Regions from separate parts of the Homo sapiens genome. Here regions 2 and 3 are each linked to region 1. Evidence: chromatin loops called from intact Hi-C (ENCODE). Cell type or tissue: MCF 10A. All regions are shown on one strand. Links, peaks and the distances in the headings refer to the core of each region. The heading gives the core; the rest is flanking DNA.

Region 1 (9,974 bases), core at 709-8,708:
CTCCCCGGGTAGCTGGGACTACAGGCACCTGCTACCATACCCGGCTAATTTTTTGTATTTTTAGTGGAGACGGGGTTTCACCGTGTTAGCCAGGATGGTCTTGATCTCCTGACCTTGTGATCCGCCCACCTCGGCCTCCCAAAGTGCTGGGATTATAAGCGTTAGCCACTGCGCCCGGCCCATACAAGCATTTTAAATAATCTGAATGAGTTGTCAGTATTTGAATACTGGTAGATTTCACATAAAGATCTGAATTTCTGTCAATTTCTGGCTTCTTTTGAAATATGTATATAAAAGTATGGGAAAAGAGGGTCTACTTTCCTGATGGCTGATCTGAGGATCTGGAAAGGAGCATGGGCTCTCCAGTTTACCACGGTACCCACTATTCCCTGATGCCTTCCAGACACTGAGGCCAGTGAAGATTACAGGTTATCTTTCTCAAGCCAGCTCTATTCAGTGCATCTTAGGTTCCTGTTATGCATTTCAGTTTGTTACTCCTGTCCAGAAATTAAACTCCATCTGAGTAGACATTATTTCTGTTTTGGTTTCCATTATGCCCAGCATAGTACCATAGGATGCACTTAATAAAATTGAGAAAGAAAGAAAAGAAGACCGGGCATGGTGGCTCATGCCTATAATCCCAGCACTTTGGGAGGCCGAGGCGGGCAGATCACGAGGTAGAGATCAAGACCATCCTGGCCAACGTGGTGAAACCCCGTCTCTACAAAATACAAAATATACAAAAAATACAAAAATACAAAAATTAGCTGGGCATGGTGGCGCACGCCTGTAGTCCCAGCTGCTTGGGAGGCTGAGGCAGGAGAATCACTTGAACCCTGGGGCAGGGGCGGAGGTTGCAGTGAGCTGAGATCACGCCACTGCACTCCAGCCTGGCGACAGAGCGAGACTCCGTCTTAAAAAAAGAAAGAAAAGAAAGAAAAGAAGGAAAAAAAGGAAGGAAGGAAGGAAGGAAGGAAGGAAGGGAGGGAGGGAGGGAGGGAGGGAGGGGGAAAGAGGGAAAGCCCTCCCTCCCTCTGTTGTTTTCTCTGTCTGTTGCTCTGTTATTTGATCAGAGCAACCCAAAAGGACTAGTATGGGTTTCCTTATCTTCCATCTCCAGACATAGGAGACAGAACAAGAATATTTGCAAGGGAAAAAAAAAGGTCAGATAATAGGGTTGAAATAAGAAGAAAGAAAAAGAAACAAAAATGACCCCATTACCTGGGCATGCTTGCACGTGCCTGTAGTCTCAGCTACTCAGGAGGCTGAGGCAGGAGGATCACTTGAGCCCAGGAGTTCCAGGCTGCAGTGAGCCATGACTGCACCACTGCACTCCAGTTTGAGTGACAGAGTGAGACCCTGTGTCAAAGAAAAAAACGACCCCATTATTCAGATCTAGCAGCATGCTGCTATTTACCAGATTTAGCAGCCATGCTATTAAATAAAGATGTTTTTAATTAACAAAACATGCCTTTTCTTTATCAGTTTTCACTTTTCACTGAGTAATGCAAAAGAGGCATGTGTTTTGGGGGGGTGGGGAGGCACTGATGCAAATTGGGGTAGCGAAAAACATGCTTGAACTTGCCCCCTCTGGGTTTAGTCGGCACTCTCTATGCCCTGTCAAACCCTTCTGGAATGAACGTTTGATGTTCCGGGGGTAAATCTAAAATAACTCCAAGGTGACATGTGCTGCAGACCCTTGAGATTATGTGTTTGTAATCGTATGAGATAAAAAAAGAGGAAGCAGAAACACGCACATATATACACACGCAACCTTTCTACAGCTGGGCGCGGTTTCTATCAGCCTGGTCAACAAAGCCAAGCTTTCTGTAAAGAAACAAGCTGGGATCTTTCAAGGCCTTGGGTTCCGGGTGCCACTCTAAGGTCCTGCCTGTGCAGTTGACTTTTACACATCTGTTTTGCGAGACTTCAAAACCTCGATGTTCTGGCCACTTGGTTCTTGCAGCTGGCAGTTGGCACATTTAAGGCCTCTCCCCAAATGAAGGCCTTTGAAAATATATTTGAAAAATGTAGCCCCCACCAAATTTAAAAAGGCTATGAATAAAGACCGTTTGAACCTTGAAGCTCCACCTGAAGGCAGCAGTCCTTGGAAAGATTTCCTCAAGCTGGACATGGTGGCTCATACCTGTAACCCCAGCACTTTGGGAGGCCAAGGCGGGAGGATCATTTGAGCCCAGAAGTTCAAGACCAGCCTGGGCAACATGGCAAAATCCTGGCTCTACAAAAAATGCACAAAAATAGGCCAGACGCAGTGGCTCACACCTGTAATCCCAGCACTTTGGGAGGCTGAGGTGGGCAGATCACAAGGTCAGGAGTTTGAGACCAGCCTGGCCAACATAGTGAAACCCCATCTCTACTAAAAATACAAACATTAGCTGGGTGTGGTGGCACGTGCCTGTAGTCCCAGCTATTTGGGAGGCTGAGGCAGGAGAATTGCTTGAACTTGGGAGGCGGAGGTTGCAGTGAGCCGAGACCGAGCCATTGCACTCTAGCCTGGGTGACAGAGTGAGACTCCATCTCAAAAAAAAAAAAAAAACCCCACAAAAATCAATTAGCTGGGTAGCTGGGTGTGCGCCCATGGTCCCAGCTACTTGAGAGGCTGAGGCAGGAGGATCACCTGAGGCCGGGAAGTTGAGGCTGCAGTGAGCCGTGATTCCATCACTCAATGCCAGCCTGGGTGACAGTGAGACCCTGCCTCAATCAATCAATCAAAGAAAATATTCCTCCAGCACCAGTTTTCATGCAAGGGAATTTTTGTTCAGTTTGGTTCAGCCAAATAAAGTCCAGGATAGAACCTGGGTCTATCAGAGTTCCCCAAATTTCAGTGACTCATGTAACGCCTTTGAGATTTTTGCCATCGCCACAAATCACCTTTTTTTTTTTTTGAGACAGCGTCTCGCTCTGTCACCCAGGCTGGAATGCAGTGGTGCAGCTGTTACAGTAGGTAGCTAGTCAGACATGAACAGAGCAAGAGAGAGTTCCCCCACAACACACACACACCAGGAATGTCAGGTGACCAGAGGTGACCATCAGGTGATGCTCAGGCGGTTGTTAACTATCTCTCTAAAATAATGATTGGTCTCAGCCGACTCCAGGGAAAGGCAGTCTCCCAATAAGCAGAAAAAAAACAACAACCTGAAACTGGTGATCAGCAGCTTCCCAGTAAGATCTCAGGACTGGGTAAATGGGCTCAAGCATGGGAATTAAGAGGCAAAATGGCAAAGTTTAACTGATGACCGTCTAGGGACATTCAACTGGTAAGGGAAGAATGCCTCAAGTGAGCACGTACACAACTCCAATAAACACATTGCACGTGCAGACAGCCCATCCCCAGTGAAAAATCACGGGAGAAGGAACTCAAGACCCCGGAAGTATGTCAGCATATGAAACACAAATCACAGGTAAAACAGAGCGCTTGATTTCTCAAGTCGCCCGCCTGACCCTCTTCCAACATAGAAAGGCCCTGTTTCTACAAAAAATTTAAAAAATTAGTTAGACGTGGTGGTGCACACCACTAATCTCAGCTACTTGGGAAGCTGAGGTGGGAGGATCACTTGAACCCAGAGTTTGAGGCCACAGTGAGCTATGTATTCCAGCCTGGGCAACAGAGCAAAAGACCTATCTCAAAAAAAAAAAAAAAAAAAAAAAAAAGAAATGGTTTGACCAGTTAGAATTTTTCATTCCTTCTGGGTACAGTGATTGGTTCAAGAATGGGGTTGTGATCCAAGCCAAGTCTTTGAGGCTCAGTTCTTAAACTTTTGTTGCAACAGTTGCCTAAAAGATTCCTCTGGAATTGCTAACTTGGTAGGAAGTAAGTCTGTAGTTGCTGGAGCCACCACTCGGTAAGATTCTGCCTGAGAATAAAGCGGAGATGAGCAATAAAAACAGAGACCAAATAATTATGACCTTGTTGCTCAGATCCAGCCATGCCTGAAGCTGGGAAACTCTGAACTTTTGAGTTGTGCCAGCCAATACATTTCTCCCTAACATCTTTTTTCTTTTTGGTTTTTTGTTACTTGCAATTGACTGATAAATATACCACCACAAATGGCAGGATACATAGCAGACATTATTGTTGGCCTACTCAAAAACTTTTCTTCCTTTTTAAATGAGAATTCTGGTTGGGACCAGATGTCCACCCCTCTCCTGCTGGCCATGTGCTTCCAGGGAGATGGATCCCAGTCCCAACCCCAGCCTGAGGAATACATATGAACCAATCACGGTGATCCAGACCACTTGTCAGTGGTTGGTTTAGGCTTATCACGTGATGCCCTCTAGCCAATAAGACAAGAAAAAAACTCCGCTGCACGCTGGGAAAGGTTTTTCTCATTAACAGAAACGTGTTGTTATGACTTGAATGTCTGAAATTGTGGGCATTATCGTGGCATCACGAGTGAGAATATCTAACACACTAAGAGAGGCAGAGAAAGAATTTAGGTTCTGACAATATTTGAGCCCCTGAGAACTATCTATACCTATGGATCCTTGACAACTTGAAAGAGTTGCTCTCTTGGTGGCAAAGTTACTGTAGTAACTGAAGCCTCCCAAACCGACACCACCACACAGGAGAAAAGCATATGCTCAGGGCTTTCTCTTGAAAGGGAAGAAACTGCTTCCCTTCCGGAGTCCCAGATAAAACCTTGGATCTCATTGCCTCTCACTCAGTGATGTGTTCATCTGCGAACCCTAACAAGAAGACCAGGGAGGCCGGGCGTGGTGGCTCACGCCTATAGTCCCAGCACTTTGGGAGGCCAAGGCGGGCGGATCAACTGAGGTCAGGAGTTTGAGACCAGCCTGACCAACATGGTGAAAGCCTGTCTCTACTAAAAAAATACAAAAAATTAGCCTGGCGTGGTGGCATGTGCCTGTAATCCCAGCTACTCAGGAGGCTGAAGCAGGAGAATCACTTGAACCTAGGAGGCAGAGGTTGCAGTGAGCCGAGATTGTGCCACTCCAACCTGGGTGACAGAGTGGGAAGGCCAGGGTAAAGAAAAGACTTTGATTGATGTAAGCCAATCAGGACCCAACTCTGGAGCATGGGGCAAAGTAAATCTTATTCCAAAACACATGGAATTAGAGTGTGAAAGTTGGTGTTCTGTGGTTCCATTAATGGTGTCCTGGAAAGATTACAAAAGAACACTTACATTCTCTTCCAACCCAGGAAGTCATAGGACTTTGGGGGCGGGGGTGGAAGGAGAGAGAAAGAAACATGTCATTTGCTCAACATGGTACTTAGCATTATCGAAGATTAAGAAAATGTGTAGCACATGATCCCTGCTCTCAGAGAATTTACAAGTGAGATTAACTGCCCCTTAATATATCAGTTTGGGAGACCTGCCCTTCAAAGACTATATTTTTTTTGTTGAATACTCTATTAGAGTAACGCTAGCCACTGTAACAAATAACGCTCACATTTCAGAGGCTTGCATAATAGAAGTTTATCTCCTCTAGCGCTGCATTGCCAGTTGACTGACAGCTTTCCTCCATCCCTGGGGCCTCATCGTTGATGTCTGCATCCAGTGGTGGCAGGGGAAGGAGAATGGAAAAGGCGCACATGTTTCTCAACTGCTTTGTGCAGAGCTAATACACATTGCTTTTGCTCACATTCTATTTGCAGAATGAATCACAGGCTGTACCCAGATGCAAAGGGGATTGGGAAATATTGTCCCTGGCTGCTTTCCAATGACAACTCTATATCCTAAGGATAACTAGCCGTCTCCGTCACTCAAATATTGCCTGTAGTAATGGCAAATGCCCACAAGGATGCAGAAATGCCTTGATCGTGTTTAAGCAATTTAAATCATATACCAAAATTTCTCACTCTCAGCCCGATTGACATTTCCGGCCAGATAATTGTTTTGGGGTAATCCTGTGCATTGTAAGATTCAGTTTAGCAGCATCTCTGGCCTCTACCCACTAAATGCCAGTAGCACCCCCACCACCAGTTGTGACAATCAAAAACCTCTCCAGACAGTGCCAAACATCCCCTAGGACACAGAACATTTCCATCCCCCAGAAAGTTCCCTCTTGCCCCTTCCCAAAACAAGATAACCACTATCCTGACCTTTATCACCCTTAGTTTTCTCTATTCTTAGACTCCACATAAATGGAATCATACAGAATGAACTCTTTTTTTTCTTTTTTGAAACAGAGTCTCGCTCTGTCACCCAGGCTGGAGTGCAGAGGCATGATCTTGGCTCACTGCAACCTCCGCCTCCCTTGTTCAAGGGATTCTCCTGCCTCAGCCTCCCAAGTAGCTGGGATTACAGGTGTCCGCCACCACGCCTGGCTAATTTTTTTATTTTTTGTAGGAACATGGTCTCACCATGTTGGCCAGGCTGGTCTCAAACCCCTGACCTCAAATGATCCACCTGCCTCAGCTTCCCAAAGTGCTGGGATGACAGGCGTGAGCCACTGCATCCGGCATGAACTCATGTATCTGGCTTCTTTCACTCAAATAATGCTTTTCAGATTGAGTCACGCTGGATGCCCCAGTAATTCTTTCCTGGCTGTTGTTGAGTAGAATTCCATTTTGGGACCATACCATCATTTGTTTACCCTCTTGTTGTCGGGCACTTGGTTGTTTCCAGTTTGGACTATTATGAAACAAGCTTCTATGAACATTCTGGAACAAATTTTTTTTTCTTTTTTTTTGAGATGGAATCTTGCCCTGTTGCCCAGGCTGGAGTGCAATGGCAAGATCTCAGCTCACTGCAACCTCCACCTCCTGGGTTCAAGCGATTCTCTTACCTCAGCCTCCTGAGTAGCTGGGACTACAGGCGCGCACCACCACGCCCAGCTAATTTTTTTCCTCAGGTGATCCGCCCTCCTCAGCCTCCCAAAGTGCTAGGATTACAGGCATGAGCCACCACACCTGGCCTGGAACAAGTATTTTTATGGACATGGGCACACATTTCTCTTAATCCAAGAGTGGAATTACTGGGTCAGCAGTAGGTAAATGTCAAACTTTATTAGGTATTATAGTTAACCTATATTATTTTTAAGTTGTATTTATTTATTTATTTATTTTTATTTTTTATTTTTTGAGACGGAGTTTCGCTCTTGTTGCCTAGGCGGGAGTGCAATGGTGCAATCTCGGCTCACTGCAACCTCCGCCTCCTGGGTTCAAGCAATTCTCCTGACTCAGCCTCCTGAGTAGCTGGGATTACAGGCATGCGCCACCACGCCTGGCTAGCATTTATTTATTTTTTAGAGAGTCTTGCTGTGTTGCCCAGGATGGTCTCAAACTCCTGGCCTCAAGCGATCTGCCTGCCTCAGCCTCCCAAGGTGCTAGGATTATGAGCATGATCCACCACACCCAGCCTTCTCCTTGTACCCTTTCCTTCACCCTTCTTCAGAGGTAACCACTCTGAGCCTTTCTGCTCTGTCCTTCTAGAACATTCTTTCTATTTAGGCAGCTAGTTTATAGCAGTTAGGAGCTTAATGTGGCCTTGGGCACATGTATGAACTCTCTGTGTCTTCCTCATTCCTAAAAAAGGCATTTGTTTGTTTGTTTCTTTGTTTTTTGTGACAGTCTCGCTGTGTCGCCCAGGCAGTGGCATGATTTCAGCTAACTGCAAACTCCGCCTCCTGGTTCAAGTGATTCTCCCGCCTCTGCCTCCTGAGTAGCTGGGACTACAGGCAGGCGCCACCACACCTGGCTAGTTTTTGTATTTTTAGTAGAGACGGGGTTTTGCCGTGTTGTCCAGGTTGGTCTTGAACTCATGACCTCAGGTTATCCACCCACCAGCCTCCCAAAGTGCTGGGATTATAGACGTGAGCCATCGCACCTGGTCTGATTGCGTTTTTTTGCACACTTCTATCTGCTATGGTTTGACTGTCCCCTTGAAAATTCATGTTGAAACTTAATACCCAATGTGGCAGTACTGAGAGGTTCAGCCTTTAAGAAGTGATTGGGCTTGGCCCAGTGGCTCATACCTGTAATCCCAGCACTTTAGGAGGCCGAGGCGGGCAGATCACCTGAGGTCAGTTCAAGACCAGCCTGGCCAACATGGTGAAACCCTCATCTCTACTAAAAATACAAAAATTAGCCAGGTATGATGATGCATGCCTGTAATCCCAGCTACTGGGGAGGCTGAGTCAGAAGAATTGCTTGAACCAAGGAGGCCGGAGGTTGCAGTGAACCGAGATCGTGCCACTACACTCCAGCCTGGGTGACAGAGTAAGACTCTGTCTCAAAAAGAAAAAAAAAAAAAACAGAAAAACAAAAAACAGAAGTGATTGGGTCATGAAAGCTCTCATGAATGGATTCATCCATTCATGAATTAATAGATTAATGAGTTAATGGGTAAATGGATTAATGAGTTGTCATAGAGTGGGACTTGTGGCTTTAGAAGAAGAAGAAGAGAGACCTCAGGTAGCTGCTCAGGCCCCTCTTCATGGGATGCCCTGTGCTTCTTTGGGTCTCTGCAAAGAGTCCCCAACAGCAAGAAGGCACTCATCAGATGCAGCCCCTCGAGCCTGGGACTTAGCCTCCATAATTGTAAGAAATAATTCCTCATATATGTACCTACTATGTACCCACATAAATTAAAAATTAAAAAAGTAATAATTCCTTTTATTTATAAATTACCAAGTTTTATGTATTATGTTATTTCTGTTATAAGCAACAAAAAACAGACTTAAGACAATATTATTGAATTTTCCACAAAGGTCACTTCTGTATAAATTAAAGGAAGCCTGTACTTTCTTTTGTTTGGAACATTACCAAAACTTGTTCACTACTTTAGACAATCATGTCACTTCTGGCAATGCAACTCAGTAAAACTCAAGGGAGTTTTCATCACCAGTAATCACCCCTGTGTGGGTCCACGTTCAAGGCTGTCCCTTCACAGTGAATGTGCACATCTGACCTCTCCGATGCATCCTCAGTTAGATGGGGCCGAACACACTCATACCAAAATCTGTGTGTTAGGGCATCCTATGGGGGGGTTCCAGTGACAAAAGGAAGACAGGGAGAAGAGATGCTGAACAGACATTAAGAAGACTTGGCCAAGACAGGCGGTTAGCCTGAGCTCAGGAGTTTGAAATCAGCCTGGGCAACAAGGTGAAACCCCGTCTCTACTAAAAATACAAAAAAATTAGCCGGCTACTCCGGAGGCTGAGGCAGGAGAATTACTTGAACCCAGGAGGCGGAGGTTGCAGTGAGCTGAAATCGCACCACTGCACTCCAGGCTGGGTGAAAGAGTGAGACTCCGTCTCCAAAAAAGAAGAAGAGTTGGCCTTGCTGTAATTATTCCCATTTCATAGGTGGCTAAGGCAGGGCATAGAGAGATTCAAGTGGTTGAGGAGTGGAGGAGGCAGACTCAAACCCAGTTACCACTACAACTTACTTACCGCCTGTGTTAGTCAGGGTTCTCCAGGGAAATAGAACCAGTAGGATAGATAGATAGATAGATAGATAGATAGATAGATAGATAGATAATTATATTAATAGATGATAGATAATAGATTGATAGATGATAGATAGATCGCCTCTTGGCCTTTTGGCTAAAATCAAGTGTAGATTGATAGATGATAGATAAGTGATAGATAATAGATGATAAATAGATGATAGGTAGATAGGTACATAAATAGATGATAGGTAGATAGATGATAAATAGATGATAGGCAGATAGAGCAATAGATTGATTTATAATAGATAAATAATAGAAATAGATTGATAGGTGATAGATTGATAGATAATAGATTAATAGATAGATGATAGATAATAGATTGATAGATCATAGATGAGATAGGTGATAGATACCAGATGATAGATAGATAGATAGATAGATAGATAGATAGATAATAAAGAGATAAATAGATGATAGGTAATGCCCGTAATCCCACCACTTTGGGAGGCTGAGATGGGCGGATCACCTGAGGTCAGGAATTCGAAAACAGCCTGGGCAACATGGTGAAACCTCATGTCTACTAAAAATACAAAAATT
Region 2 (9,974 bases), core at 723-8,722, 190 kb after region 1:
ACCGATCCATCTGCCTTGGCCTCCCAGAGTGCTGGGATTACAGGCGTAAGCCACTGTGCCTGGCCTGGTTTTGTTTTATAGATGCACAGTTATGTAAAAATATAGGAAATATTTTATTAAATGCCTGCAGAGTTAAAAAAAAAAAAAAGCGGACACCAACCAATTGCCTTTTATGTACTGGGCAGTGTTTTAAGTGCTTTTTTGTAGAAGCTGCTTTTATGTCTATTTTATCAATAAGAAAACTTAAGGTCAGAGAGTGCCTAGGGTCACATAGCTAGGGAGAAGCCACCGTGGGGTTAGATGTGAGATAATGTGAAACTAGATATTGTCCCCCGCAGAGACTCTATTTTGTCAAGCAAATCTAATTTCGCTTGAAATACTTCCTGGGCTTGTTTTATTATTTATTTATTTATTTAAGAGGGGGGTCTTGCTCTGTCACCCAGGCTTGTTTTATTTATTTATTTATTTGAGGCGGGGTCTCGCTTTGTTGCCCAGGCTGGAGTGCAGTGGCTCATTCAAGCAATTCTCCCACCTCTGCCTCCTGAGTAGCTGGTATTACAGGGGCGTGCCACCACATCCGGCTAATTTTTCCATTTTTAGTAGAGATGGGGTTTCACCGTGTTGGCCAGACTGGTCTCAAGCTCCTGACCTCACGTGATCCTCCTGCCTCTGCCTCCCCAAGTGCTGGGATTATAGGTGTGAGTCACCATGCCCAGCCTTGGACTTGTTTGAAAGAAAAGAGACTCTTTTCCTTCCCTGCCAAGCAATTTCATGGAAAATAGTTGGGGGAAGGGAACAGTGAGCGCCTTAGATACCGGACAGAAGTGTGTGGGTGAGGTGGGTGTGGAGCAGGTCAGGGGGGCGAGGTTATGATACCAGGACCAACTGGTGATAAGCTCCTGGTGGCCCTGCCTCTTGATTCTCCAGAGAAGGACTCACTCTCCTTTTTCTCGGTGACAGAGCTGAGGCTAGCTCAGGAAGGGGGAGTCATTTGCCCTAGGACAGCACTGGAGACCCTGATGCCTTCTCAGATCTGTCCTGTCTAGTAGTCCTGATCTGTGCCCGCTCACTTTGAACGCAGAATCTCACCGTGAGGCAAACTCTTACCTTGAGAGCATCTGGCTTCTGTTCTGCTCTGCCCCTCTTGGTGGAGATATGGTTCTTCAGGTCTCAGGAGAAAGACAGCAGTCAGAATGGATGAGAAGCTGGTGATTTCCAGCCCTCTGATAGAGCAGATCGATATTTTTGGGGTGTTTAGTTTTAGTTTGTGTTACGATCTGGTGTCACCGAGACTTGCAAACAATCCGCCTGTATTGTGAATTCGGTCCCAGGGATGTGCTTTATTTCTCCTGGGTTGTTTTCTCTTAGATGCCAACTGTTGAAATGGGGGTAAAATGTAACATAAGAAGTCTATTTTGTCTTCTTCTCTTTAAAATATTGGAAAACGTGGCAGTGTTGGGTCCAGATTCCTACATGGTTGCTTTGGATAGCAACTGAGTAGATACTGCTTTCTCCCTTTCCACCAGACGTGAGTTTTCTGCTTCTGCAAAGTCCCCTTTGCTCCCCACTGCTTTCTACCGGGCTTCAGTTTGTGGTCTGTGAAATCTAAAAGGCCACCTTGGAGGTTGGGTGCAGCGGCTCACACCTATAATCCCAGCTCTTGGGGAGGCCAAGGTGGAAGGATTGCTTGAGTTCAGGAGTTCAAGACCATCCTGGGTAATGTAGCGAGACCCCATCTCTACAAAAGTATACAAAAGTTAAAAAATTATCTGGGTGTGTTGTGGCGCGTGCCTGTACTTCCACTACTTGGGAGGCTGATCTGGGAGGATTCCTTGAGTCCAGGAGTTTGAGGCTGTAGTGAGCCTTGATCATACTTCTGCTCTCTGGCTTGGGTGACAGAGGGAAACCTTGTCTCTTAAAAAAACAAGCAAAAAAGACTGGGCACGGTGGCTAACACCTATAATCCCAGCACTTTGGGAGGCTGAGGTGGGTGGATCACGAGGTCAAGAGTTCAAGACCAGCCTGGCTAACATATAGTGAAACACCGTCTCTACTAAAAATACAAAAATTAGCTGGGCGTGGTGGCACACACCTGCAGTTCTGGCTACTTGGGAAGCTGAGGCAGGAGAATTGCTTGAACCCAGGAGACGGAGGTTGCAGTGAGCTGAGATCATGCCACTGTGCTCTAGCCTGGGCAATAGAGCGAGACTGTCTCAAATAAATAAATAAATAAATAAATAAATAAATAAATAAAATGAATTAATTAAACAAACAAAAAATCCCCCACAAAAGCCTTCCTTGGAAAGCTTATTCTCGCCAGTTTTTCCAGCCAGAAACTGGGTTGAGGCCAGCAGATCATACATGGTAGCCAAGTTATTTCTGGGATGTCCCTGTATCAGCTGCGTGGTCACCCGCAGCAGCGGTTGTGGTGTTTGCACCTCCCCCGGGGGCCACTGGCTCTGGTTCCAGAAAAGCTGCTGCTGGCATTGTTTGTTCTGCAAAAACATGCTGTCATGGGTCTTTGCAGAGCAAAATTGGAATGTGGGATATGGATGTTAGGAAGATGGAACTGGCCTGGGATGGGAGGTGGAAAGTGCACGCCTGGAGGCGAATGGGCTCCTTTTTCAGTGATTTTCTGTGTGAATTATCTTACATTCAAAAACATGTACCTCCTTTTAGGGATGCAGTATTCCAAAGTTTCCTTCTGTTCCTATTTCAAATGGCAATGGGAAAAGGAAGCTTTTTATGTCTGAGTGTAACCTGAGGAATAAGTCTCTTTTCAGAGGTGTTGTCAGATGCAGTGGCTGATTTATTTTTCTCTACTAAGAGAAAACCAAAGAGGATTGTTTCTTTAGTGGCTCACAATGACTAAGTCTGTTGCACTTTTAAATGTTTTCGCCGAAGTTTTGTTGTTCATGTTCTGTTATGGTAGAACATGCTTGTTAAATGGATCATTAATTAATCCTTCAAACCAAGTTTTTTTTTTTTTTTTTTTAATAGAATAAGAATCTTGGCAAACATGCTTGGCTAATTTGGTTCACATCAAGAAAAAAGCAATCTTGGAAATTACTGAAGTTGACTTAAACTCTCTTTATCTTTTGCCCTTCTAGGGCCTGGGTTCCAATAAATAATTGCTACCTCATGTCTAAAGAAATTCCTTTTTCTGTGAAAAAGACTAAGAGCATCTTCAACAGTGCCATGCAAGAGATGGAGGTTTACGTGGAGAACATCCGCAGGAAGTTTGGGGTTTTTAATTACTCTCCATTTAGGACACCCTACACACCCAACAGCCAGTATCAAATGCTGCTCGATCCCACCAACCCCAGCGCCGGCACTGCCAAGATAGACAAGCAGGAGAAGGTCAAGCTCAACTTTGACATGACGGCATCCCCCAAGATCCTGATGAGCAAGCCTGTGCTGAGTGGGGGCACAGGCCGCCGGATTTCCTTGTCGGATATGCCGCGCTCCCCCATGAGCACAAACTCTTCTGTGCACACGGGCTCCGACGTGGAGCAGGATGCTGAGAAGAAGGCCACGTCGAGCCACTTCAGTGCGAGCGAGGAGTCCATGGACTTCCTGGATAAGAGCACAGGTCAGCTCCGTGCGGGGGAGCGGGGAGGAGGCCCCTTGGACACGGGGGTTTCCCATGGGTGCACACTTGGTGGGCCCAAGCAGGTGAGCATCAAGCAATCGTGGGGAACTGTAGGGGGCCACAGAGCAGATTTTCAAGAAGTCACCAGTGGAGTTCTTGCTGCTAGTAACCCAGAAATGAGAAAAGTGTCCCCAAAAGGCCACCTGGAGGTTATACCTAGAAGTAGATGGAGATGGCCAGAAATCTTGTGGAGTTCTGTTCAGATGTCGCTGCATTTTGGATTATTGACTTTCCATAACACAAATAATTTTGTTTTAGTTGAAATTGTATTTTTCTGTCAAAACCCTACATTCATATTAAACAGTGCAAATCTTAGAGAAACACATATGATAAAAAATAATACTTGACCAGGCGCCGTGGCTCATGCCTGTAGTCCCAGCACTTTGGGAGGGCAAGGCAGTCAGATTGCTTTAGCTTGGGAGTTCCAGACCAACCTGGGCAACATGGCAAAAACCTTGTCTCTACCAAAAATACAAAAATTAGCTGGTCGTGGTGGCGTGTGTCTATAGTCCTAGCTACTCTGGGACTATAGTTGAGGTGGGAGGATTGCCGGAGCCTGGGAGGTTGAGGCTGCAGTGAGCTATGATTGCGCTGTTGTATTCCAGCCTGGGCAAAGTGTGACCCCTTGTGAGACCCTGTCTCAAAAAACAAAAACAAAAAAAGGTAAAAAACAATAATAGTACTCTGTCTTCCCAGTGTGATCCCATTCCCTTAAAGGTCATATCCTTTAATAGTTGTGTTGTGTTTTTTTTTTTTTTTGGAGACATAGTCTCGCTCTGTCACCCAGACTGGAGTGCAGTGGCACCATCTCAGCTCACTGCAACCTCCACCTCCTGGGTTCAAGTGATTGTCGTTCCTCAGCCTCCCGAGTAGCTGGGATTACAGGTGCGCGCACTACTATGTCCAGCTAATTTTTGTATTTTTAGTAGAGACAGGGTTTCACCATGTTGGCCTGGCTGGTCTCGAACTCCTGACTTCAAGTGATCCACCCGCCTTGGGCTCCCAAAGTGCTGGGATTACAGGTGTGAGCCACTGGGCCTGGCCCAAAGTCTGAGTTTTTAAGTAAAACCTCCAATTCTTAAATGTCAGGTTTTTAAGTAAAATCTCCAATTATTAAATGTCAGTTTAAGATGTCTTGGAAGATTTTCTAGAATGAATAAAGCAGGTTGGAGTACCAGCTTTAGGCTTCTGGCCTAAAGCCTTGGACAGCCTTTCACACTCGCTTCCTTCCTTGGTCTCTCTCTCTCTCCCTCCCTCTCTCCCTCACTCCCTTCACACAGGAATTCTTTAAGGAGCAAGCATCAGTTCTTCAGGATACCATGAATGTCCCCAAGAGTTAAAATAATGAGGATTTAGTTGTGAACTCAAATAATTCTACTGACTTTGCTTGTGTTGTTTCTTGGGAAATTTTTTTTCTTTTTTCTTTTCCTTGGGTTATTTTCAAGAACTGCTTCTAGCTGCTCCCCAGATGGTGGTAGGAGGGGTAGAGAGAGCCTGTGGCTTTTGGTTCTGTAAAATAAAGGCTGCAGTCTATATCTTTCTCTAGTTCTGATTCATAGCTGTGTGGTCCTAGACACTCATGGTTGAGTCATAGAGCTTTGTTTTGGAATTGACATAATTTGTGTTGACACAGTTTCAGAAAAGTCTTCCTTTTTACCCCCTTGTTTCTGACCAGAGTCCTTAAAAGCTTACTTTGTTTCATGACACGGTTCCATTTAAGCCAAGTTCACAAAACATGGTACTTAATTACACAATCCTTCGGCACATTAATTCCCATAAAGAGCATGCTTTTCAGGAAATGTTTAAAATTTTAACCTTGGCAGCGACTTTGTGAATTAGTGTTGCCTGAACTTTCATTGCCATGGTTTTCTGCCGTATTTTATTACATACTTAAATATGAAAATTGTAATGCAGCTTTGTCCTAAGCTAAACACAATGTATAGGCTCGTGTGTTTAAATTGCTTGTTGTGGCTTTTCCTAATATATGTGAAATTAATACATAACTAGTAAAATGAAACATGGCATATATATGACCATTGGTTCTCCTGCACCACATTTCAAAAAATTCAGTTTTATAGGAATATAAGAACAGGGATAATGTGTTTAATTTAGCTTCTGTCTTCCCTTGGGAGGTACAAAAGGAGAAAGATAAATGACATCAGACTTCCTGGAAAAATATACCTCATTCTTTGAGTGCTTTTTAGGTGAGAAGTTAGTTGAATCCCCCATTTGAGTAGACTTTAAAGTCCCTTTCCTAAAATATAATCTCCTTGCTGGTATGTGCTTAGGTCATTTTACTAATCATGAATTAGCCAATGTGTAGTGTAGGAAGAGAGAGTGATATTGAAAATTATTTTACTCTTACAAATTGCCCCCTTTTCTGTCAGGGGCTAGATAGTATGTATTTTAGGCTTTTTGGGTCTTTTTTCCAACTCTGCAACTATTTAGTCATTGTTGCAGTAACGTAGCCACAAGCTGCTGTAGTCCCAGCTACTGAGGAGGCTGAGCTGGGAGGATCAATTAAGCCTAGGAGTTTGAGGCCACAATGACCTGTGATTGTGCCACTGCACTCCAGCCTGGACAATAGAGTGAGACCCTAGCTCAATAAACAGCTAGCTAGATAGAAGAAAATAGAGCAGCCGTAGACAGTTAAGACTTTTTTAATGGACACCGGAATTTATTTACTTATTTAAATTTTTATATTTTTTGAGATGAAGTCTTGCTCTGTTGCCCAGGCTAGAGCGCAGTGCCACGATCTCGGCTCACTGCAACCTCCACCTCCTGGGTTCAAGTAATCCTCCCACCTCAGCCTCCTGAGTAGCTGGAATTACAGGCATGCGCTACCATGCCCAGATGTTCTTTGTATTTTTAGTAGAGACAGGGTTTCACCATGTTGGCCAGGCTGGTCTGAAACTCCTGACCTCAGGTAATCCACCCGCCTCAGTCTCCCGAGGTGTCCAGACACTGGAATTTAAATTTCATATAAGTTGCATGTTTCATGAGCTATTAATTCTTTTCCCCCCAACCATTAAAAAAATGTTAAAATACCTTTCTTCGCTTGCAGGCCCCTCAGGAACAGGTGATATGCCCAATTTGACCCTTGAGCTATAGTTTGCCAACCACTATTACAGACTAAGAGGATTAGAAGAAACTGAGTCATTTTACAGAAGGCAAATTGAGAGCCATGCAGAGTGTAAGGGAGGTGTGAAAGTCCCCACAGCCAGATTCTGCATCCATACCTGTTTCCTTTCTCTGCACCCTACTGCCATCTGCTGTTAGCAGTGATAATAGCATTTAGTGGAGGGAGATGGGAAATTTGTATTAAAATGCTTCCACAGTCAGGATAATATAATTGAGATAAGACAGTAGTTCACCCAAAATCGTGTAAAATAATTGCCATGTCATAGAATAGAAAATAATATAGTAGCCTCACCAGTGAAAGTTTTGTAACCAGTAACATAAAACTACAGATTGAAATGTTATTGCATAAAACTTGTACAACAGTGTAGAAATCTTGTTTTTGTTTAGAAGATTGGAGAACTCAGAGCTGTGTGCCTATAATCCTTAGAACTGGATATTTAGCTTTCTAAGAAGCACTTTGCTCAGCCAGAAGTCTTTAACTCACAGTGTCCTATAATCTTGCTAGCTAGGTGGCCTAAGTGGTTAATATTCTGAGTGATTTTTGTAGTTTCCCCTTTATATAGACCTCCTGGCCAGAATGGTTACCTTCACCGGTATTTGTTTGCGCGATCTCGATGTAAGTTATTAATATGTATTAGGGTCAGAGTCGGGGGGCCTGACATTCACCACCCTCTGGGCTAATGGTCCTTTGGTCTGGTAGCTACACTGTGAGTTACCATTTAAGAAAGGAAAGAGGGTCCGGGTGCGGTGGTTCACGTCTGTAATCCCAGCACTTTGGGAGGTCGAGACAAGCGGATCACGAGGTCAGGAGATTGAGACCATCCTGGCTAACACGGTGAAACCCCGTCTCTACTAAAAATACAAAAAATTAGCTGGGCGTGGTGGCATGTGCCTGTAATCCCAGCTACTTGGGAGGCTGAGGCAAGAGAATTGCTTGAATCCGGGAGGCAGAGCTTGCAGTGAGCCGAGATCGCACCACTGCACTCCAGCCTGGGCAACAGAGTGAGACTCTGTCTCAAAGAAAAAAAAAGAGGTTTCATATTACTCCCCCCCCCCTTTTTTTATAATTGTGAAATCAATATGTTTTTGTCATAAATTAGTTCTTTATTACAGAATTTAAAGTCACTGATGGCTGGGTGCAGTGGCTCATGCCTGTAATTCCAGCACTTTGGGAGGCCGAGGTGGGCGGATCACTTGAGGTCAGGAGTTTGAGACCAGCCTGGCCAACATGGCGAAACCCCGTCTCTACTAAAAATACAAAAACTTAGCCAGGCGTGGTGGCACACGCCTGCAGTCCCAACTACACAGGAGGCTGAGGCAGGAGAATCACTTGAACCCGGGAGGTGGAGGTTGCAGTGAGCTTGAGATCACGCCACTGTACTCCAGCCTGGGAGACAGAGCGAGACTCCATCTCAATCGATCAGTCAATGAAATAAAGTCACTGAGAATCTCACCTCTCACAGCCAGTCCTTAGATTGTGTTTCCAGCGCTTTTTATATGTGGTTATAAGTCCTACTGTTAAGCTGAAAGCTCAAATACAGGGATCAGGCAGATATGGCAGTGAGTGAGGTTGGGGAGTGGTAGGTAGAGACTGGGATGAATGAAAGCAGACATACGTTTCTTTCCATACCTGTTACACATCGTGTGCTTTTGTGTGCATATGGGTGTATAACACTTAACCCAAGGGGTGCGGACTTTTCTGATACATAGTGCATGCTAGAGGTACTACAGCAGCTTGGGGCTACTTTAGTGCTACAATGATAAGCAGCTCTTTCATAAGGAAATACAATAGGGCAAATGCTAGCATGCACCATGTGTCAGAAGAGTCAGTAGCTCTTGGGTAAGTTTTACACACCCATGTTACCCATAAGTGTTACACACGGCTAATAGGTCATGAGCTCCCAAGACGCTGAGCTAGAGAGTTGTGCCTTTCTGAAAGAGACCAGGGACCTTTTCCTCCTGCTGGTTCTTGCCACATAGGAGTATGGGCTCTGTATTGAGAGATTTCTGGTTTTTCTTTCTTTTTTTTTTCTTTTTAGACGGAGTCTCACTCTGTCGTCCAGGCTGGAGTACAGTGGTGCGATCTCGGCTCACTGCAAGCTCCGCCTCCTGGGTTCACGCCATTCTCCTGCCTCAGCCTCCCGAGTAGCTGGGACTACAGGTGCCTGCCGCCACGCCCGGCTAATTTTTTGTATTTTTAGTAGAGACAGGGTTTTACCATGTTAGCCAGGATGGTCTCGATCTCCTGACCTCGTGATCTGCCCGCCTCTGCCTCCCAAAGTGCTGGGATTACAGGCGTGAGACACTGCACCCGGCCGATTTCTGTTTTTTCAAGAGAACCCTCAAATTAAAAAAAATGGGAACTACTCCAGCTTTTTCTTTTTCTTTCTTTCTTTTTTTTTTTTTTTTTTTTTTCAGAGACAGGGTCCTCACTATGTTGCCCAGGCTGGTCTCAGACTCTTGGGCTTAAGCGATCCTCCCGCCTTAGCCTCCTGAGTAGCTGGGGCTACAGGCACATACCACCACACCCAGCTATCAACTTTTATGTACTGGCTCACATTTTTAACTAAATAAAAGCTACATCACATTAAATGCACCTGTGGACTCCTTGGTTCATGGATCACCTGTTTGCAATGTCTGGTGTAGACTGTAGAATTTATTTTTTTAAAGCTTAACCTTGTATTCTTTTTTAATTTTTTATTTTTATACATTAAAAAAACTTTTTTTTTTTTTTTTTTTGAGATGGAGTTTCACTCTTGTCTTCCAGGCTGGGGTGCAATGGTGCGATCTTGGCTCACTGTAAACTCTACCACCTGGGTTCAAGCGATTCTCCTGCCTCAGCCTCCCGAGTAGCTGGGATTTTTTTTTTTTTTAAGAGACAGGGTCACACTCTATCACTCAGGCTGGAGTTCAGTGGTGTGATCATGGCTCACCGTAGCCTTCAACTCTTGGGCTCAAGCAGTCCCCGCTGCCTCAGCCTCCTGAGTAGCTAGGAGTACAAGTGTGCGCCACCACACCTAGCTATACACCTAGTATAGATGATGTCTTGCTGTGTTACCCAGGCTAGTCTCAAACTCTTGGGCTCAAACGATCTGCCTGCCTCAGCCTCCCAAAATGCTGGGATAATAGGCATGAGGCACCATGCCTGGTCCATAGCCTTGTATTCTGAATATGTTTCTGT
Region 3 (9,974 bases), core at 1,307-9,306, 150 kb after region 1:
AGACAGTTGACCTGTACAGTGAAGGGCTTTAGAGTGGAACTCAACCGTGATGGAGGTGGGGCGTGCTGTGTCGATCTGCTTGTCTTGAAGCATATAAATGACTTTGCCTCTCTGAGCCTCACCTATAAAATGGGTACAGAAATACCATCCTGGCTGGGTGTGGTGGCTCACGCCTGTAATCCCAGCACTTTGGGAGGCCGAGGCAGGTGGATCACGAGGTCAGGAGATCGAGACCATCCTGGCCAACATAGTGAAAATGGGTGTGGTGGTACGTGCCTGTAGTCCCAGCTACTTGGGAGACTGAGGCAGGGGAATCACTTGAACCCAGGAGGCGGAGGTCGCAGTGAGCCAAGATCGCGCCACTGCACTCCAGCCTGGAGACAGAGTGAGATTCTGTGCTGAAAAAAAAAAAAAAAAAAAAGAAATGCCATCCCAACCTCTTGGGATTCTTGGGACAGTTTGTAGCTTCTCAGTAAACAATAGCTGTGAACCACATGAAACCCTTCTGCAAAGGAAATAGAGGAATATTTCCCTGTCTATCCTCACACCTGCTAGGTGTGTTCACAAACTCCTGATATTTTTCCTGTTCAGTGGTTTGTCCATCTGTAATCAGTTTCTCAATCATTCTGTACTTAATAGCCGCTTTACCATGGGCCTGGTTTTCTCTGGGCTTTCATTACCTTATCAATGAAACAGGGAGGCTGGGTGAGGTGGGTCACATCTGTAATCCCAGCACTTTGGGCGGCTGAGGCAGAGGGATTGCTTGAGCCCTGGAGTTTGAGACCAGTCTGGGCAACATGGCGAGACCCCTTCTCTACAAAAAATACAAAAATTAGCCAGGCATGGTGGCCTGTGCCTGTAGTCCTAGCTACTTGGGAGGCTGAGACAGGAGGATCTCCTGAGCCTGGGAGGCTGAGGTTGCAATGAGCCCAGATTGTGCCACTGCACTCCAGCCTAGGTGACAGAGTGAGACTCTGTTTCAAAAAAAAAAAAAAAAAAAAAAGGGCGGCGAGTTTTAAATAAATCGATATTTGTATTTCTAACAATGCCTCCCAGATAGTAACTGCTCAATAAAAGGTAGCTGTTACAACTGTGTTTCTAGCTGTCCTTCCATCAGGGCAGAGGCCTTCCTGGGACAGTTTTCCTGATAGCCCAGATATCTAGTTGTTGCCTAGTGACTATTTGTTGACTGACTGGTCCCATTATTTTCTTTGAAGTCTGAAGTCAGGGCCACCAGGTGAAACATCAGGAATCATTTTCCTTCTTAATGAATACATGCACCTCTGTGGGTGGTGTGTTTACACATGGTGAGACCTGCCTGGTAGCTCACTGAAGTTTCTTTCTACCAGGATTTCTCAGCCTTGGCACTGTGGACTTTGGGCCTGATCATTCTTTGTCTTAGGGCTGTCCTGTGCATTGTAGAATGTTTAGCAACATCCCTCACCTCTACCCAGTAGATGCCTGTCGCAACTCCTTTTCCTGCCCAGTTGTGACAACCAAAAATGTCCCCAGACATTGCCAGATGTCCCCTGGGTGTGCTGATACTGCTTTCCACTCTTCTAAACACCTGAGCCCCGTAAAAGTGTTTGTTTGATGATGGGGGCGTGTACTGAGCTCCTGCTGTATGCCGGGTACAAGGGATACAGACGTGATCCCTGGCTGGGCAGTGCCCAGGATGCAGTGAGTGTTCCATAAATATTGTCATTATCACCCAGTTTCCCCAAAGCCATTAATAAATACCTTCGTTAAATATGTAAACATGATCAGAAATAATTCAGAGGAGTCCAGCGTTTACTGGGTTTCCTGGGTGTTCCTCCATGTCTCTGCAAACCCAGAAGCCTCAGAGAACAAACTTTTACCCTGGTTCTATTTCTGGTCTCCTTTCACTTGGATTTTGGACCATGCCCGTCTATGCAGACGGGATTCCATCTTTATTCCATTTTATGGCTGCATCATGATGTTTCACATATGGGCATCAATGTTGGTTCCTGTCTGACTTTTCTACAAAGCCCTGTTGCAGTGGCTACCCCGTCTATCCTTCTGTGCACCCATGAGCCCTGTAGACAATAGGACATGTTCTTAGAATCACCCCACTACTATCTGAGTGATGTTAAGCATCTTTATTTATTTATTTTTGAGATGGCATCTTGCTCTGTCACCCCGGCTGGAGTGCAATGGCGTGATCTCGACTCACTGCACTCCAGCCTCCTGGGGTCAAGCGATTCTCCTGCCTCAGCTTCCCCAGTAGGAGTAGCTGGTACCACAGGTGTGTGCCACCACACCCGGCTAATTTTTGTATTTTTAATAGAGACAGGATTTCGCCATGTTGGCCAGGCTGGTCTCGAACTCCTGACCTCAGGTGATCCGCCCGCCTTGGCCTCCCAACGTGTTGGGATTACAGGCGTGAGCCACCATGCACAGCCGCAGCATCTTTACGTGGTGGCTGGCCAGGGTAATTTGGGTGACATGTTGGGTCTGAACTCTTCGCTCCCCAAAGGAATGTGACAAGGTGACTGTGGAGGGCCTGTCCCTTCGTACCTGGCGTTTCAGTAGAGAATTTTGCCTTCTTTAGGTGGCTTTTAGAGATACCATCCAGGGCAGATGGGGACCTTGGTTGGTTAGCAGTGGCGCCTCTTCCTTCATCTGCCCCCTTTCTGAAGCTAATTTCCCTTTGCTTCTCCCAACCCACTTCTGTGCTTCAAATGCTGCCAGCACAGAACTGTCTTTTTGTTTCTGAATTGCCCTCTGACGCCGCGATTCCCCATTGCAGTTTGGAAGCCACTACCACCGGAGATTTCCAGAACCCAAGCCAGGCAGGGGCTGGATAAATAGTGCCAACGGGTGTCAGCCACCAGAACCAGCTCCTCAGCCAGCCACAATGTAAAGGCCAGAGGCAACCGGTTTCTCCACATTCTTTGTGGTGTTCCGGTCGAGTTTGAAGGGCCTCATGTACACATGTTGGAGGGAGCCTTTGGGGCCTGGGCCTGCTGAGGGGGTGGGTGGGTGGTGGGCAGTGCGTTCTCACAGGGAGTCGGATCCTGCCTCAGTAAAATTGGAAAGAACTTGGCATTCTTGATCCAGGAAATTCCTGTTGCGATGTTGTCGTTTTTCCAGAGGGCCTCATCCCAGCTGGGGAGGAGAAAGGGCCGCGGTTGCTATTGCCTCTAGTTGTTGAGGGCTAAACACTGAATTCAATTGTAAATCAGCCTCTTTTCTGTAGATTGAAGCAATTTCTGTCCTGCCAGGCGAGTTTGGAAGTTCGCCTTTTACATATGAATGTGCCCTTTAATCACCACTTCTGCATTATTGAGAGAAGGGTGGAGGAGGCTGTGTCTAGTGGGAAAGGATTATACCTCAAGTATAAAAGATGGGTTTTCTCATTTCTAGGAGAGGGGCATCAGAACTGGAGAATCTGAAACAATTACTAAAAATGTTAAAAACAACTTCAAAATGCAAACCACAGCTGTTTCCCTCCCCCCAGGCTCCCTTCTGATATTGTCACCTCGGCCAGCAGAACAACTGCAGTTCCTCGTATTTATTCACAATCCCACGAAATCAATGGCTCTTCGGTGCACTGCACCGGAGACTTTCAGCTCAGCCGAGCTGCTGTTGAGGGTGATAAATTATAGGCGAAAGCCCGGGGACATGAAGGCAAGTCGCTGGGTTTCAGACTGCCTGATTGCAAAGAGGTGACAGTGTCCTTGCCCCGCCGGGCGACCTAATGCGTACAAGACCGGGGCTGGCCTGGTAAGTGGTGACTCTTAGCCTGTTCTCTTTGCTTCTTCCTCCTCCCCCTGGGAGAGGCCGCTGAGGATCCGGAAGCAGGAATGTCTGCTGTGGGTGAGCCTCTGTTCTCTTTTGAACAAGAGAGGCTAGGCCCTCTGAGCAGCCGCACTTTCTCAATGGCAGGTAAGTGCCTCCTCTTGGCGTTCCCTGCCCCTCGCATGTTCTGCCTCCGAGGTACTTGATGTTCCTGGTGAAATGCCATTTTCCCCAAGTTGAGAGTGACCTTTCATTCCACAGCCTCATTTCCATTCCAGCCCTCCCTATCCCGGCTCTGGATGAGAAGTTCCTGTTGATTTGCAGAGATTCTTTATAAGCACAGTTCAGGCCAGTGCAGTCCTCTGGAGGAGAGGGCTCAGCCCGGCAGCTCTGGCAGGCCCAAGTCAGCCAGGGTGCAGACCGGTCCTCGAGTTTCTGTGGGTCTAAGAGACGGTCAGCGTTGGAGGAAATAATCATTTGCTAATGCGAGCGGTTTTCATTTACAAGTTCCTCCTGGCTTAGGCATTCTCTGCTGCGAGGACAATTTTGCTTCCTCCCCACCCCCAACCTTTGCTCCTGATTTCTTACTTCTATGCTCTGCCAGGAGGAAATTCCGGACTTTTGTCTCTTTATGATGTAATTACTGGTTGGGGAGGGCCCCAAATATTCCTGGGGAAGGGAGGCCTGTTTGGGTACCTGCTCTGTGTCTTTGGGAAACGCTTTGAAGTGATTAACCATGCTCTGCTTTGCTGCTTCTGGGGGAGCAGCAGTGTGTGGTCATGTTTGAAGTAGGCCAAGGGGAGGACTGGTGATTACGAAAAGGGCTGTAGAGCAGGCCTCTGCTTCTGACCCTGCCTTCACAGTTACTGGGGGAAACCTGGCATTTTCAGTCTGATTGAAATGCAGAAATCCTGTCCTGGGCTGATTCTGGTCTCCAGTCTACACAGGCCGGTGTTTTCCATAGCTTTGAACTTGTGGAATTGATTTAACATGCTCCTTCCAGAAAGCAAGCTGTGTTTTTGGAGTGGGGGGCGGTAGTCGGGGAGGAGGTGGAAGAGAAGCAAGAAAAGGAGGAAGAGTGATTGGTTAAAAAAAATACAGTTACCCATTAGTTACCATTGAATAGGTGCTTACTATTTGCCAGGTATTATACTAAGAGCTTTACGTGAATTAACTCATTGACTTCTTCGATAACTTTACAAGGTACCACTTGTAAAGTGGTAAACTCTCTGAGGCACAGAGAGGTTAAGTTGCCTTTTTACGGTCACACTGCAGGGGAGAGCACAGCCAGGTTCTGCATGCATTTTGACGCCAGAAAGCTGATTCCCCACCACTGTGGCATCCTGCCTCTCTGTCGTTTGCAACCTGGCCCATGAGAGCATATGCCTTGACCTATGTGTCCTGGTTTGCCCGGGACCCAGCTAAGCACATGGTTGGTTGCCCTACTCCTGTGGCCTGTCATGCCTGTCTCAGCCTGTGGACCAAGCTTCTCTTTTCGTTCAGGCCCCAGCAGGCTTGCTGTCGACATCATTAAGGAAATTAAACACCCACAAAAACACAAGAAGCTCCCGGCCTTTCAGCTGCGGCCCTTTCCCTTGAGGGAGGAGACAATTCCCTGTAATGGTGTGTCATTTCCTAGCCCCTGGAGAACGGCATGTGCTGTGACTCAGGCACCGGATGTGGGGGCAGGAGTGGGGTGGAGGGCGGGTACCTGATGTGGCCTGCTGGGGAGGCCTAGCCTTGATGGAGGCTGGAAAAGGGGAGGTGAGTTGGCCCTGGAGCCCCCAGCCTATTTCAGGGACTGATGCCACTGTTTGGAAATTGGGAGGTGAATGTGCTTTCTGGGGACTGCCTTTGAGAGAACGGTGTCATCAGTGAATGACACGACTTTCCACCTTTTCCCAGTTCCTGAAACTGTTTGTTGGACCTTCTCTGTCCCTATACTTCCATCTGCAGTTTAGGGGAAAAAAGGCAAAATGAGAGTGTGCTCTTAAATCATAGACCCTAAATTAGGGAGTCCTCTTGCTACAGGGCTGAGGATGAGGCCCTCCTGGTACAAGGCCATGTGGTACAGAGATTAGAAGCTGGCCCTCGGAGTCCCACTGCCTGGGTTGAAATCCCAGTACTGCTCTGGCCCTCGGAGCCTCACTGCCTGGGTTCAAATCCCAGCACTGCTCCTTGGTAGCTTTGTGATCTCAGGCAGGTGACTTAGTGGGGACTACAGGAAATGCATTTTGAACATTGCCTAGAATATCACATATAATAAAAGAAACTCTTAGCTTTCTTTCTTTTTTTTTTTTTTTGAGAGCGAGTCTTGCTCTGTCACCCAGGCTGGAGTGCAGTGGTGCGATCTTGGCTCACCACAACCTCCACCTCCCTGGTTCAAGCAATTTTCCTGCCTCAGCCTCCCAAGTAGCTGGGATTACAGGCGCACACCACCACTCCTGGCTAATTTTTTTGTATTTTTAGTAGAGATGGGGTTTCACCATGTTGGCCAGACTGGTTTTGAACTCCTGACCTCAGGCAATCTGCCTGCCTCGGCCTCCCAAAGTGCTGGGATTATGGGTGTGAGCCACCACACCTGGCCGAAACTCTTAGCTCTTCATACTCTTGGCTCAGGAAAGCTATGAGCCTGTGTTATCTTGAATTAAGATGCCCCTTAAATCAAAAGACATCCAGGAAGTGCTGAGCTCCAGGATGATTTCTGGTGGATCACAGGCTTGGGAAGGATCTCCTCATATGCTTGGTTCCTTTTTTTTTTTTTTTTGAGACAAAGTCTCGTTCTGTTGCCCAGGCTGGAGTACAATGGCATGATCTCGGCTTACTGCAACCTCCGCCTCCTGGGTTCAAGCAATTTTCCTGCCTCAGCCTCCTGAGTAGCTGGGATTATAGGTGCTCACCATCACATTCAGCTAATTTTTGTATTTTTAGTAGAGACGGGGTTTCACCATGTTGGTCAGGCTGGTCTCGAACTCCTGACCTTGTGATCTGCCCACCTTGGCCTCCCAAAGTGCTGGGATTACAGGCGTGAGCCACCGTGCCCGGCCTCATGCCTGGTTCTTAATACCCAGTAGACCTTCCCATATTGTTACAATTTCAGCAAAATGTCACAAGGAGAGGAAAATTCTGCTGCTTTCCGCTCCATGCCAAGCTGTTTTCCTGAGTCACTGCTCTGTCCTCTCCATAAGGCTGCATTCCTCCCTCACCCACGTTAACTCATTCAGAACCACTCATTTTTGGGGGATGGGTGAGAGGCAGAGGGTTGTGAGTGAGCCAGCCGGGCGGGGTCACAGGTCCTACTCCCTCAGAAAAGGCAGCAGAAAAGTCTTTCAGATCCAGGGTGAACCAGTGGTTCAGTCGACAGTGGCTGTTTGTCATTGTTCAAAGTTTATAGATGAAATGCACTGGGCAATACATCCTTGTCAGAATTAAATCATTAAAGAAGAAAAAATTGACTCAGCTTTCTGGAAAGGGTCCTTATGGAGCCTGGGTACCACGGCTACAGTCAGGTGTACACCCACCAGTCCATCATCACCAGAGGCCCAGCCCCCACTGGAGTGGGGGGCATTTAAGTAATAATGCCCCCCTGCTGTCTCATCCCTCCGAAGGATACCGAATCCAGCAGGCATTTCCTAATTCTTCTCCCTACAACCCTTCATTGAAATCTCCTGCTGTTGACTGATGTGTCTGTTGTTTGGAACCTATCAAATTTCGACCCCTTGGATACAGTCACTGAACTCTCATCAACTCCAGGGGGAATTGGTGTTTGTAACAGCAAACAGAATTGGGGTTTTTATGTTTTGCTGAAACTAGAAGGTTTGGAATACTCTCAGGTGTGGGCATGCTTGGGCTAGGACCCACCTCCCCCTACCTCTTGCTGAGCAGAACCTCAGTTTCCCCCTTTGTTTCCTGGTGGGCTTGGGTGATAGTCCCTTGCCAACTCTAAATCGCTTACAAGTATATTACTGTCTAGTGATTTTTTTTCCCACTTTCTCATTAAATTAAGTAATGTTGAAGAGGGACTTTTAACATCCTCTGGGGGCCCTGAAGTTTTTAATCATTGGAGCTGAGGACACCTTTGCAAAGGTGAAGGAAGCTATGACTCCATGTCCCTAGAAATTGCACTCCTGTATACAGTGATGGCCTGTTCAAGGGTCCCTGGAGCACTGTCTGGTCTTTAAACAAGAACTTCTAGTCTAGTCCCTTTCTCCCGGCTCTTCCCATTTTGCAGGTGAGGCCCTGAGGCCCTGAGAGGTGGAGACTTGCCTGGGGTTGTTTCCTGTTTAGCCTCATTCTCCAGCCTGACTCCCTTGCTTAGCTTCTATCCTGAGTCCTGAACCAACCCCTCAAATAATGTCTGGAAGTAGAGGCCATTGGCTCTGGCTCGCCAGTGTGGAACAGGATTGTGTAGAGTTGAGAACTCAGACCCCATCTCCTAAACACATACACATACCCTAGCGTTCCTCAAACTAGTGTACCTCCCAGTCTTCGGGAGGACTTATTAAAACAGATTGCTGGGCCCTACCCCAGAGTTTCTGATTCTGTAGATCTGGGGTGGGGCCTGATAATTTGCATTCTTTTTGTTTTGTTTTGTTTTTAAAGATGGAGTCTCTCTCTTTCGCCCAGGCTGGAGTGCAGTGGTGCAATCTTGGCTCACTGCAACCTCTGCCTCCTGGCGCCAAGTGATTCTCCCGCTTCAGCCTCCCTAGTAGTTGGGACTACTGGAGCGTACCACCACACCTGGCTGATTTTTGTATTTTTAGTAGAGACAGGATTTTACCATCTTGGCCAGTCTGGTCTCGAACTCCTGACCTCAAGCGATCTGCTAACCTCAGCCTCCCAAGGTGCTGGGATTACAGGCGTGAGCCACCGCACCTGGCCAATTTTCTTTATTTTCGTAACGTCATCCAGTCACATGATAAATAAGTACACAAGGGTATAGAGTGGAAAATAATCCTTCCCTGGACTCCCCTTCCCTGGACTCCCTGCAGGCACCCCTCCCAAGGCAACCAGTAGTCCCCAAGTCGAGCTTTGTTGTACTTTTGTGTTCATCCAGGAATATTCTAGGTTTATGCAAACATTGATGTGTATATTAAATCTTTTTTTGGGAGGAATATTGGTCCATTAATGGTGCTAGATACACTTTATTTATTATTAATTTTTTTGAGACGGAGTCTTGCTCTGTTGCCCAGGCTGGAGTGCAGTCGTGCGATCTCAGCTCACTGCAACCCCTGCCTCCTGGGCTCAATCGATTCTCCTGCCTCAGCCTCCCAAGTAGCTGGGACTATAGGCACGTGCCACCACACCCAGCTAGTTTTTTGTATTTTTAGTAGAGATGAGGTTTCACCATGTTGGCCAGTCTGGTCTCGAACTCCTGACCTCAGATGATTCGCTTGCCTCGGCCTCCCAAAGTGCTGAGATTACAGGTGTGAGCCACCGTCCCCAGCCTAATTATTATTATTATTATTTTTTTGAGATGGAGTCTCACCCCTCTGTTGCCCAGGTTGGAGTGCAGTGGTGCGATCTTGGCTCACTGCAAGCTCCGCCTCCCAGGTTCACGCCATTCTCCTGCCTCAGCCTCCCGAGTAGCTGGGACTACAGGCGCCCGCCACCACGCCCGGCTAATTTTTTGTATTTTTGGTAGAGACGGGGTTTCACCATGTTAGCCAGGATGGTCTCGATCTCCTGACTTTGTAATCCGCCCGCCTTGGCCTCCCAAAGTGCTGGGATTACAGGCGTGAGCCACTGCGCCCGGCCTCCAGCCTAATTTTTATATTTTTTGTAGATGCGGGGTTTCACCATGTTGCCCAGGTGTTTTTAGATCTTTTTAAAGAACTTAAAAATTTTTATAATTAAATTTTTTTTTTTTTTTTTCAGAGACAGTGTCTCTCCTTTTCACCCAGGCTCCGACGTGATCATAGTTCACAATACCCTCAAACTCCTGGGCTCAAGCAATCCTTCCCCCTCGGCCTCTCAAAGTGCTGGGATTACAGGTGTGAACACTGTGTCCGGCCATGTGACTGTAATGTATTCTTAGAGCAGTCCTCTGTTTGCAGACGTTTGTTTCAAGTGCTTTGGGTACAGCCCACAGTGCTGCAGTGCAGTCATCTTGCCTTTGCTCCTTTTCCACTATGTTTGTAGAATGTGTTTCTAGAGGAGATTGTTGGGTCAAAGGCCAAGTGGAGAAAAAGTTTTCAGGAACAGTGGCGAGA

What was found. Peaks named below come from ENCODE experiments on the same cell type or tissue, not always from the same donor. Only the 100,000 strongest peaks of a DNase experiment are listed, where the experiment ranks them.
Region 2: a loop joins it to region 1, with 9 times the contacts of the local background. A loop is called at or near these places in 9 of 110 quality-filtered maps.
Region 3: it touches region 1 in a loop (7-fold over the local background); 3 of 110 quality-filtered maps call a loop at or near these places.

The regions. Positions count from the first base shown.
Region 1 is chr20:47,460,263-47,470,236 of GRCh38, reverse strand. No RefSeq gene overlaps it. Among named protein-coding and RNA genes, the nearest start is that of NCOA3, 37 kb to the left of the region's middle. RefSeq lists an enhancer at 1,400-1,559 and a silencer at 5,478-5,772. In MCF 10A, for the core only: no CTCF peak of the experiment used is centred there; DNase peaks (open chromatin) are centred at 5,206, 5,646 and 6,556.
Region 2 is chr20:47,269,932-47,279,905 of GRCh38, reverse strand. It overlaps ZMYND8 (zinc finger MYND-type containing 8), which reads left to right. Exons shown (of 23, transcript NM_001281775.3): 11 at 3,111-3,592. Among named protein-coding and RNA genes, the nearest start is that of ZMYND8, 82 kb to the left of the region's middle. RefSeq lists enhancers at 3,061-3,561, 3,562-4,062. In MCF 10A, for the core only: a CTCF peak has its summit at 6,917 (motif pointing left); DNase peaks (open chromatin) are centred at 5,275 and 6,885.
Region 3 is chr20:47,312,886-47,322,859 of GRCh38, reverse strand. All of the region lies in intron 2 of ZMYND8 (zinc finger MYND-type containing 8), which reads left to right. It overlaps LOC100131496 (a long non-coding RNA gene), which reads right to left and starts at 4,358. Exons shown (of 1, transcript NR_024594.1): 1 at 2,106-4,358. RefSeq lists enhancers at 2,702-3,620, 3,621-4,537, 4,538-5,455, 4,921-6,120, 5,456-6,373 and 1 more. In MCF 10A, for the core only: no CTCF peak of the experiment used is centred there; DNase peaks (open chromatin) are centred at 4,009, 4,429, 5,339, 6,979 and 1 weaker place.